Regions from separate parts of the Homo sapiens genome. Here region 1 is linked to region 2. The links are chromatin contacts, found by Hi-C or POLR2A ChIA-PET in ENCODE. All regions are on one chromosome and are shown on one strand. The core of a region is the stretch at or near the end of the contact, and the rest is flanking DNA. Distances in the headings are between cores, read along the strand shown.

Region 1 (5,117 bases), core at 957-3,456, 42 kb after region 2:
ATATTGACCACAGGCCAAGGGGCCCTGCCAGCTCTCTTCAAATGGTAGCACTTGTAATCAAAGAACTAGGTCTTATTTAAGCTCAAAAGTGATTATTACTTCATTAATTATGGTCATGCCCCTATTCTTTCATTGTGACCACATTTCATCTTTTCCCAAAAGCAGTCCATTAGCCTCATTTCATCTTTAATGGGTAATATGTTCCTTTCTGAGCATGCTTTCTGTGTGCATAGATTCAAGCTGCTGAACAACAGCTCTACATCCCAAGCCGGTGCCCAACATTGGCCCTATACTTGCTTGACACTATGGTCAGAGAGCACAACAAAATAAAAAAAATTTTTTTTCATATCTATTCGAGACAGATCAAGAGATAACATACGAACATGAACAAATGTATTTTTCTTCAACAGCTCAGGGATTAAAAGCTGGGGCTCGGTATCCAGGCTCCCTGGGTTCAAAGACAGGCATGCACCTCACAAGAAGTCAGGGGCTGGGCAGCCTTTCTTCTCTCTAACACAGGGATAACAACAGGGTTTGTGGCAAGGATTTAATTAATGGAAAGAGCCTGGGATGTGTCTGGCACATAATAAGTGCTCAATAAATGTTAGTTCTTATTAACATTGTGTTTACATTAAACATATGCCACTGTCACCGGTAGAGGGTTGTGACTTCAACTTGTCCAGGTTCTTGGCATTTTAAACAAAGAACTGGACAAAATGCCCAGCAAAGCAAAGAAAGAATGAAGCAACAAAAGAACGAAAGCAGGGATTTATCGAAAACGAAAGTACACTCCACAGTGTGGAAGCGGACCCATGCAGTGGCTCAAGGGCCCAGACACAGAAATCTTCTTGGGTCCAAATACCCCCTAGAAGTTTCCCATTGGCCACTTCATGCTCACCTGAAGTAAATGAAGCGGTAGCCGGCAATCACTCTGATTGGCTGCAGAAAGCAGCCAACCAGAGACTGAAATGAAGTTACAAAGGTCACACTCCTGTGCAAACATCCGATTGGTTGCAAAAAACAACCAATCAGAGGCTAAGGTGAAGTTACAAAGTTATATTTCTATGCGAAAAAAGACTAGACCTGCAATCAGTCTGATTTGTGGTGGACAGCCAATTTCTCATCTGCCCGGCAGAAAAGGTCAAAGGGAGTAGCCTCTGGTCCTTTTGTTACTTAGGCGTGGAAAGTTAGGGTTTTCAAGTTAGTTCTAGGAAGTCAGCGTGAAACAGCCTTAGGTTCCCTGCCTCCAGACACTGTTCTCCTGCCTCATCACCCACTTAGGAGTTAGACAATTCGGTTGAGTGCTTAAGGAAAAAGTCACCAGGCAGTCCATCCAGCCACCCCTGCGCATCTACTCAACAGCGCGGCCTGGTGTGTCCACTTATACGCACACACAGAATGCCATAAGAAGTGGACTGCTGTGCACAGTCTCTCCCGATTTGGCTATAAGCCCTTAGGATTCATTTCAACGTCATAGTGTAGTGAAAATTATAGAATTCTATCAATATCAGGTAATAAAGTTGCTTAATGAGCCTATTCACAAATATCCGCTGAGTAGTCCCCATATGCCCAGAACTATGCCATGCATGAAAGGGCACAAAAGATCTGGAAAAGGCTGTAAAGCCTTCCAGATGTTAACAACTATTTAGGGAGAAAAAGGCTTATCCTGAATTACTAAAAGATTTAGCTAGTATGTGAATTATGTCATTATAGACAGTGATACAATAAAGCAACATAGCATAATGTGCTATTCACAGGTCTAGAACTTTCTGAAAAGGAGAATGAGAGGTGAGGAAGCTCTCGAGGGGCCCATGTGTTGGGGGTGGTGGATATGTACACACACACACACACACACACACACACACACTCACCCTGTCCTGCCACCATTAGGTAAAGTTTCCTGCCACTCCTTGCACATCCGTCATTACCAAAGAGATATTAAACTAGACAACTGTAAAAAAATAACACCTTCAGTGGCAAAACTGCCTTATGCAGAGATGTGGATGATTTGTTACCTACTTCATCGTTGCATGTGGCTCAGGGGAGTTTTCTCAGCGATTAGCAGGGGCACTGGCAGAAGACAATAGGCCTAGGAACTTCCCTGGCTGCCCTCACCATTGCACCAACCCCAAACCCCCCTGAGGACATCTTGCAGACCAGTAACCTGCTAACTCTCATTCCTCTCATTCCTTTCTTGCTGTTTTTCCTGGCTAGCTCCAGAGCCAGCAGAAGAAGGTCAACGTCACTCTTAAACTATGTCAAACAGTGTTGTAGTTCAGGAGTGGAGGTGAACTGTTTACACATGGTCTTTGTTTCCTCTAGCCAGGATTTCATTGCTGATCCTGCCCTCTAAGGTCATACCAGAGGGCACAGAATGGGCCTCCCAGCCTACATGCTGCTGTGACTGTCTGTCTGAGGGAAGGATCAGATTTAGGCCTGGACATGTTGCTTTTGTTGTTGTTGTTATTGTTGTTTAAACCAATTTATTGGCAAGTCAGTGACATAAGGGCTTCAGGGAAGTTCCTACATATCTTCCTCCTCCATCACTCCTCAGCAGTCCTCTTTGCCTCTTCAATCAGCTTGTCCTCTTTGCCTCTTCAGTCAGCTTGTCCTCTTTGCCTCTTTAATCAGCTTGTCCTCTTTGCCTAAACATTTCTGCTTTAGAAGGGCAAACTGTCCAGCTGATTCTTGAGCCACAGTTTTCAATTACAATGTGTGATGGGGTGCTTCCTTCTTTTGTGTGAAATTCCTATTGTGAGTGACCTCCCCTTTGAATGAATTAGGTCACAAACTGTAATGGCCCTTTTTTTTCTGGTACTGCAAGCCCATTTATTTTTATTTTAAGAGACAGGGACTTGCTCTGTTACCCAGGCTGGAATTCAGTGATGTGATCATAGCTCACTGCAGCCTCCAACTCCTGGGCTCAATCAATCCTCCTTTCTCAGGCTCCCAAGTATATAAAACTACAGGTGTGTGGGTATTTTTTTAAAAAATTATTTGTAGAGACAGGGTCTTGCTATGTTGCCCAGGTGGGTCTCAAACTCCTGGCCTCAAGAGATCTTCTCACCTCAGCCTCCCAAAGTGCCAGGATTACAGACATGAGACACCGTGCCCCGCCCTGAAAGCCCATTTTGAACCCAAGGCACTGTGTTGGAAATTGGATGAAGATTTTTAAAAAATAAGTCACATGTAGTTCTTGCTTTCATATTGATAACAATTTAGTATTGCTATGAAGTTGAGCAGGAAGTGAAGGCAAAAATATTGATATTCTTGTCAAGCACATCCATGTGAAGAGACCACCAACAGGCTTTGTGTGAGCAACAAGGCTGTTTATTTCACTCGGGTGCAAGTGGGCTGAGTCCGAAAAGAGAGTCCGTGAAGGAGTGGGGAAGGGATTGCTTTATAGGAGTTGGGTGGGTAATGGAAAATTACAGTAAAAGGTGGTTATCTATTGCTGGCGGAGGAGGGGGGTCACAAGGCACATGGTGCGGAGATCATAAAAGACTCATTGTCCAGAAGAAGAATGTCATGAGGTCGATCGATTGATCAGTTGGGGCAGGGCAGGAACAAGTCATAATGGAATGTCTTAAGGTTGGTCAATCAGTTAAGACAGGAGCTGGCTGTTTCACTTCTTTTGTTGTTTTCGATTGCCTCAGGCCATTTGGATGCATACGTGCAGGCTTGGGCTCAGAGGCCTGACAATTCTAATATAAGGCGGAAGCCCAGATGAATAATACAGGAAAAGTTCTGGAAAGTTGTAGGCACAGGGAATAGCAGGAGCTAAATATTGAGGATGGAGAGGCCAGGTTGTTTGCAGGCCAGTGAGCAGATCATCTGGTGGAATTGTATGGTCACAGGCCATCCAAAAGCCCTTTCTGAGATGAAGCAGAGAACTTCAGAGAACAGCTGCCAACTGTCTTGCTCTTAGAACTTCAAAACTTGCCCTCTCTTGCATACCACATCCAATTTGGAGCCTACTTCCTATTAGTTTATTGAAATGCAAAATGCATACTAAAACCCTTAGCAGTAGTCTCAGACATTGAGCCCTTGTGGTTTTTAAAATCAGAGAATCATTACTTGGGAGTGGGAGATGCATGAACTATTTGCTCCTGGAAAGTGACATACTGAGGTTACTTGGCAGATGAGTCTCACACAGAATAGCCTGCTTGCTTTTGCCAATTTGTTAATATTAAAAACTGGAAAACTATGTAACTACTAAAAATATCAAGTAGAATGGGCTCCTTTAAAAACCTAGGAGCACTGGACTCTTCAAACAAAGGCCAAATAATTGTTTGTAAAAAGAATCCTGTGAAAGAGACACTGTGCTAGGTGGGCAAGTGGATCACCCTCCCATGTTTCAAATCATGCTGTGGCCCAGAAAACTATATTCCATAATATGAATGACAGGAATGAAGAGAAGAAGCAAGGCAAGAAAGGGAAGAGGTGAATAGTTACTGGAGAACAGAGGGAGGAAGCAAGGAAGAATGCAAAAGAAAGAAGAAATTGCACTTGCAGCATGTGGATCAGTATTTGGAAACTGTTCAATCAGATTAATTCCAAATTCTAGGACTATATATCATGAATCTCTCTCTCTCTTTTTTTTTTTTTTTTTTTTTTTTTTTTGAGACAGAATCTTGCTATGTTGCCCAGGCTAGAGTGCAGTGGTGCTACCTCAGCTCCCTGCAAATTCTGCCTCCCAGGTTCAAGCGATTCTCCTATCTCAGCCTCCCAAGTAGCTGGGATTACAGGCATGCGCCACCACCATGCCCAGCTAATTTTTGTATGTTTAGTAGAGACGAGGTTTCACCATGTTGGCCAGGCTGTTCTCAAACTCCTGACCTCAGGTGATCTGCCTGCCTCGGCATCCCAAATTGCTGGGATTACAGGCGTGAGCCACCACACCCGGCCTGTATTATGAATCTCTTAAGTGAGCTCTTTAGCTTAGGGACAAAAGTATATACATTTTCATTTTGATCATGAATGTTATGAGAGATTAAATTGGACTACCTACCTGGTTAGAAGGAGGAGGTTGGGGTCAGGTTTGGGATGAGTGTATATCACCAGTGATTTCCAAATACTACAACATAGTGATCCCTTGCTGGGGCTCTGGGTTGCAG
Region 2 (4,937 bases), core at 1,979-4,478:
ACCTATATACTTTTATTGTCGTATCTCTACCTATGTTTTACACACACACACACGCACACACATTATATATATGTTATGTTGCAGTTATATTTTATTATCACTTTTAAGATGGAAAGTTTTGCATTCCAGGAAACCCTCAGTCCTGAGAAGACTGGGGCATTAGATCACCCTGTGTTGCAGAGTTTTTCAAATGGCAAGTATTAATTATTATTTAGATTGCACATGTATTTACGCCCCAAACTAAAATGCTCTGAAACCACATCTTTAATAGTTGGAATTCCAGGCCCTTTCTGTGGTTCCTTTGACCTGCTATTGCAGAGAATATTCTGTGGCTGTGAATAAATCTTGGCCAATCTTCTATAAGCAAGAAAGGAGCCCAGATGCTCCCCTCAAGATGAGACCCAGAAAGAGAAGTCTGGTTGTCACCACATGATCTGCCAGGGTTTCCTAATGGATCTGCTATTTCAAATGACGAACCTGATTTGGCAAAGCCAGAGGCCCCTCTCATGACCTATGTGTAGTGAGAAGCTCCTCTGTGTGTCACTTGAATGTTGAAGGGTCATGGCATTTATTTTGAAATAATGATAACGCTTTGCTCACAGGACATACATGCCCATTTGGATCCAGGCAAGTTTTAGCTCAGGCAGCACACTGTTTTCATTACTTCTTTCTCATGGTGATGTACAGTCTAGTTTGTAAATCCAGACTTTCCCTTTCCTTGGAGTGAGTTCCTTCTCAGGAGTCTTGTTCTGCTGTCCTATGGCTTATCATCAGTTGGGAACATCCTAGTTTATTAGACACTGGGTGTGCAATACTCATACTGCCCATCTCTTCCTGTACCTATGGCTGCATGGATAAAAAGGGAAGGCGGGTCACCCATGTTTACCGGCCAGAAGCACTTGAACCCCAGAGGAAAACTCATCTATCACAGAGGGTGGGAAAGGAAGAGTTGAGGAGAGGGACTCTGCCATGGTAACTGGGCTGCAGGCCCTACGACCAGCCAAAATATTTTACTGCATGGCATTTTATAGCACATAATCATTGTCTTAGTCAGTCTAGGTGACTATAACAAATTACCATAGACTGGGTAGCTTATTTCACAGTTCTGGAGACTAAAAGGCCAAGATCAAGGTGTTGGTAAATCCAATGTCTGTTGAGGGCCCACTTCCTGCTTTGTAGATGTCCATCTTCTTCTTGTATCTTCACATGGCAGAGAACAGAGGGAGGAAGCAAGGTCTCTCATGTCTCTTTTAATAGGGCATGAATCCCATCATGAGGGCTCTATCTTCATGACTGAGTTACCACTTAAAGGTCCCATCTACAAATACCGTCATCACATTGGGGATTAGAGTTTCAACATAATTGGATTCATGGAATCCAATTCCATGAATTTGGAGAGGGACATGAACATTCAGTCCATAGCAACCATTCATGCACTGGGGCTATGTAGGGGATAGACACTTTATTCAGCTGCAGATTCGTCTTGTACAAAGTTTCTCTTCTACGATGTCATCAAGGTCTCTCATCTGTTTGTCTTTTTCTTCCCCAAACACTATAATCTGAATGGGTTGAAACCATTTTCTGATGGAAATGTATACCTTAGACCAGTGGTCCCCAACCTTTTTGGCACCAGGGACTAGTTTCACGGAAGACAATTTTTTCCACACACAGTGGGGTGGGGGATGGTTTCAGGATGATTGGAGCACATTGCATTTGTTGTGCACTTTGTTTCTAGTATTACATTGTAATATATAATGAAATAACGATACAATTCATCATCATGTAGAATCAGCAGGAGCCCTGAGTGTGTTTTCCTGCAACTAGGTAGTCTTATCTGGGGGTCATGGGAGACAATGACAGATCATCAGGCATTAGATTCTCATAAGGATCACGTGACCTGGATCCCTCACATGCACTGTTCACAATAGGGTTTGTGCTCCTTTGAAAATCTAATGCCATCACTGATCTGACAGGAGCCAGAGCTCAGGCAGTAATGCAAGTAATGGGGAGTGGCTGTAAATTCAGATGATGCTTGTTTGCTGCTCACCTCCTGCTGTGCTGCCCAGTTTCTAGCACACCACAGACCATTACCAGTCTGTGGTCTGGGGGCTGGGGACCCCTGCCTAAGACTATTGCTCATTGTCCTGTGCAATTTTGATAAGTTCCACAATGCTGGCAAATTCACCACTATTATTCTCATTATTATCAGCATTAGTAGTAGCAGTAGTATTCGCAGTAGCTAACATCTGTTTAATAATTTGACATTACTAATATTCTTTGACAATCCTGAAAAAATGGGTAATTGAGATAATTTACATTTGTTAACTTGAGATAATAATGCATTTCTGAACGAGAACATGGAGCCTCAGGAGGTTCAGTAACTTCTTTAAGGTCACACTGCTAGCAAGTGGCTATCTATCTCTATTTTTATTAAATTCAAGAGAACCAGAAACCTCCCTGAAGTCTGCTATCTCTAGGTCATTTAAACAGAGAGACACCAACTGGAGGCATCCCAAGTAAGGAGGAGTTTTAAATCCATGATAACTTTGCAGAGGCTGTTGTTATAGGAAAGGTCAAAACAGATCTGTCTGAAAGCTGTCCCCACCCACTACAGAAGCAAGAAGGCCTCCAGGCTGAAAAGACACTGGAGGCAATTTAATACAGCTGCCCTTAGCAGGATAGCACTTTGGTATTCTCCTTTAAATATTTATTTTCTAATTTATTGAAAGGTGATAGTCACTGCTACATGGGGAAAGGGTGGAGGACGGTGACCCTTGCTGGATGCTTTCTACTTCCCTCCTTGCAAAATAATTTGCTGCACTTTTTCTTTGGAAAATGAATGATAGCATCAACAGATTCACCCTCCTCAGAAAGGAATTTTAGCAGTCATCAGTCCTCTCACAGGCCCCCTGGGGGTCTCGCATTGTCTGTTTGCACCTGCAGCCCTTCCCCCAGTGTGGCATGTCCTCATAATCTTTGACAACTTCATGGAATGCCCTCCTGGGAAATCCAATTTTATCCTTTTTGCTGCATTTCTGGGTGCATTTTAGCATTTCTTATGGATTAGCACTTCAAGCAGCCATTTCATAAGCTTATTCCCCATCTATCTTGGCATTTATACACAGACATCAAATTGTATTAGAATTGAAAATGGAAGGGGGAAGGAGGGAGAGGTGGAGAGTATCTGAGTAATCAATTTGGTTCTCTCCTGCCCTTAGGCTGTGTTGACACAGCTTAGCTCTCGCCTGCTCCTCCCAGGCAAGCTTATCTGCTGCACACTGAACTCCATTAATCTTCTTGAAAGGCAAATGTGTTCAGGACAATGTTAACACTTAGCTCTCCTGAAAAGAAGACAGATTCTATGAGGTACAGAGTCAGGGCTCCAGGGCCTGCACTGGCAGTTCAGACAGGCCTCAGCCAGAAGGATTCCGTGTGGAAAGAGTGGACAGCAGAGCAATGGGCTTTGTGAACCCAAATACCAGCATCAAACCAGGTCCAACTAAACCAAACCAAACTAAGGGAAACCAAATATCAACAGAAAACAAAGCCATCCCAAAGACAACAACGACCGAATAAATGCCTGGCCCATTTTGAGGCAGCATTAGCCAGATTTACCTTTGGGTTTCAAGTGGACAAAACAACTAAATGATCATTATTGTTTAAATTTTAACAAGTGATTGGCATTGTGTGAGGAGTCCACACAATAATAGTAAATGACTTAAGAGAAAGAAGTATTGTGGAGTATGTATTTTTGGCCATAAAGACACCTAAAGCATTTCCCTTTGATCACCATTGCAATATCTGCCTTGTGGAGCTCAGAGCTGCCCTCACACAGGCAAGAGGATGATCTACCTGGCCCTGTCCAGGAGGCCCTGCTCCAAGACCTCCCCTGATACCAACCACATAGTCTCTGGGATCCAGTCATTGCACTGGAAAGAGGAATGAATTGATATCTGTTTTGTGGGCCCCTTTGTGCTGACCCTCCCATGTCATGTCACCACTGTCCCCCTGCCTCCTTATTTTCTTTCAATAAGGAGATTTGATAGACCATTCTTATCACTCATAGATCTGTAATCCCTGGCTGCATCCATTTGCTAGAAACCCTGAAAGACACAGGGTAATTTTTAATGTTTCTAGGACAGGAATTTGAATAGCCATACAGCTCTCTCCTGCACCCCAGTATCACAGTATTCATTTATTATATATGAACCGAATCTGGGAGGAGGGGGTTGCTTCTCAGTAGGGCTTTATTACAAGAGCTATGGAAACAATTTAATGTAACTTCATTGACTTACATTGAGTGATTTTTTTTTAAACCTGCCATATATCTGCCACAGATATCCAGAACCTATTGTATTGTACGTGTAGCCCCCATCCCCATGCTTGCTTTGGGTAGGAAAGTGTCTGGGTAGGAAAGCAGGGGAGACATGTCACACTGGGGGCCAATTGGTTCACTTCTAAGGGTAAGTAATAGGAATCCCAATTTTGGCCACTTGATGTATGTCCCCAAACCAGTTTTCCAGGATTATTTATGGCTCCATGCTTTGCACTTATAGGGTGGCCTCAGAAGGCTTTCCTCCATTAACAATCCCATCAGGTGACTTTGAGAGCCACTTCCATGAGATGGCTGTGTTGACAACTCAGAGAGTTCCACCACAAAGGCTGACTCAGTCCGAAAAAATGACAGCACATAGATGGAAGGCAACAGGTGAAAAGCAGAGGTCAGACTTTCCAACGTTGACCACTCTGGCTTTGATTACACCAGGTAGATGTGTGGCACTGAAACGGGAAAGTTCCCTGATGCCCCTCACCAGATGTTTGACAAGGATGTGGCCCACCCGTTCAGTCGCCCTGCTGCTGAAACCCCTTGTGGGAGGGAGAGCAGGCAGGCAGGTGCAGAGGCTGGGGTGAGTGCTTTGGGCTTCAGCCCCATGGTA

The links. A loop is a pair of places that touch in the nucleus more often than their neighbours do. ChIA-PET counts read pairs that join two places held with the same protein, here RNA polymerase II (POLR2A). Pooled maps may share reads with other maps.
Region 1: a loop to region 2 is called in a map of PC-9, with 7 times the contacts of the local background. The contact joins two enhancer-like sites. A Hi-C loop is called at or near these places in 3 of 168 maps with a recorded cell type or tissue (Caco-2, PC-9 and cardiac septum) and 2 of 50 pooled maps. POLR2A ChIA-PET finds 5 or more read pairs at or near these places in 3 of 52 experiments (AG04450, PC-9 and RWPE1).

The regions. Positions count from the first base shown.
Region 1 is chr2:217,329,510-217,334,626 of GRCh38, forward strand. All of the region lies in intron 4 of DIRC3-AS1 (DIRC3 antisense RNA 1), which reads left to right. All of the region lies in intron 8 of DIRC3 (disrupted in renal carcinoma 3), which reads right to left. Among named protein-coding and RNA genes, the nearest start is that of DIRC3-AS1, 49 kb to the left of the region's middle. RefSeq lists enhancers at 2,177-2,471, 4,855-5,117. Within about 2 kb of position 2,207, at least 8 of the 41 ENCODE cell types and tissues checked have a DNase peak (open chromatin) inside an H3K27ac peak, as active enhancers do; they include PC-9, where a contact is called at or near this core.
Region 2 is chr2:217,286,788-217,291,724 of GRCh38, forward strand. The region is part of intron 1 of DIRC3-AS1 (DIRC3 antisense RNA 1); the gene reads left to right. All of the region lies in intron 12 of DIRC3 (disrupted in renal carcinoma 3), which reads right to left. Among named protein-coding and RNA genes, the nearest start is that of DIRC3-AS1, 6.5 kb to the left of the region's middle. RefSeq lists an enhancer at 4,628-4,937. Within about 2 kb of position 3,229, at least 5 of the 41 ENCODE cell types and tissues checked have a DNase peak (open chromatin) inside an H3K27ac peak, as active enhancers do; they include PC-9, where a contact is called at or near this core.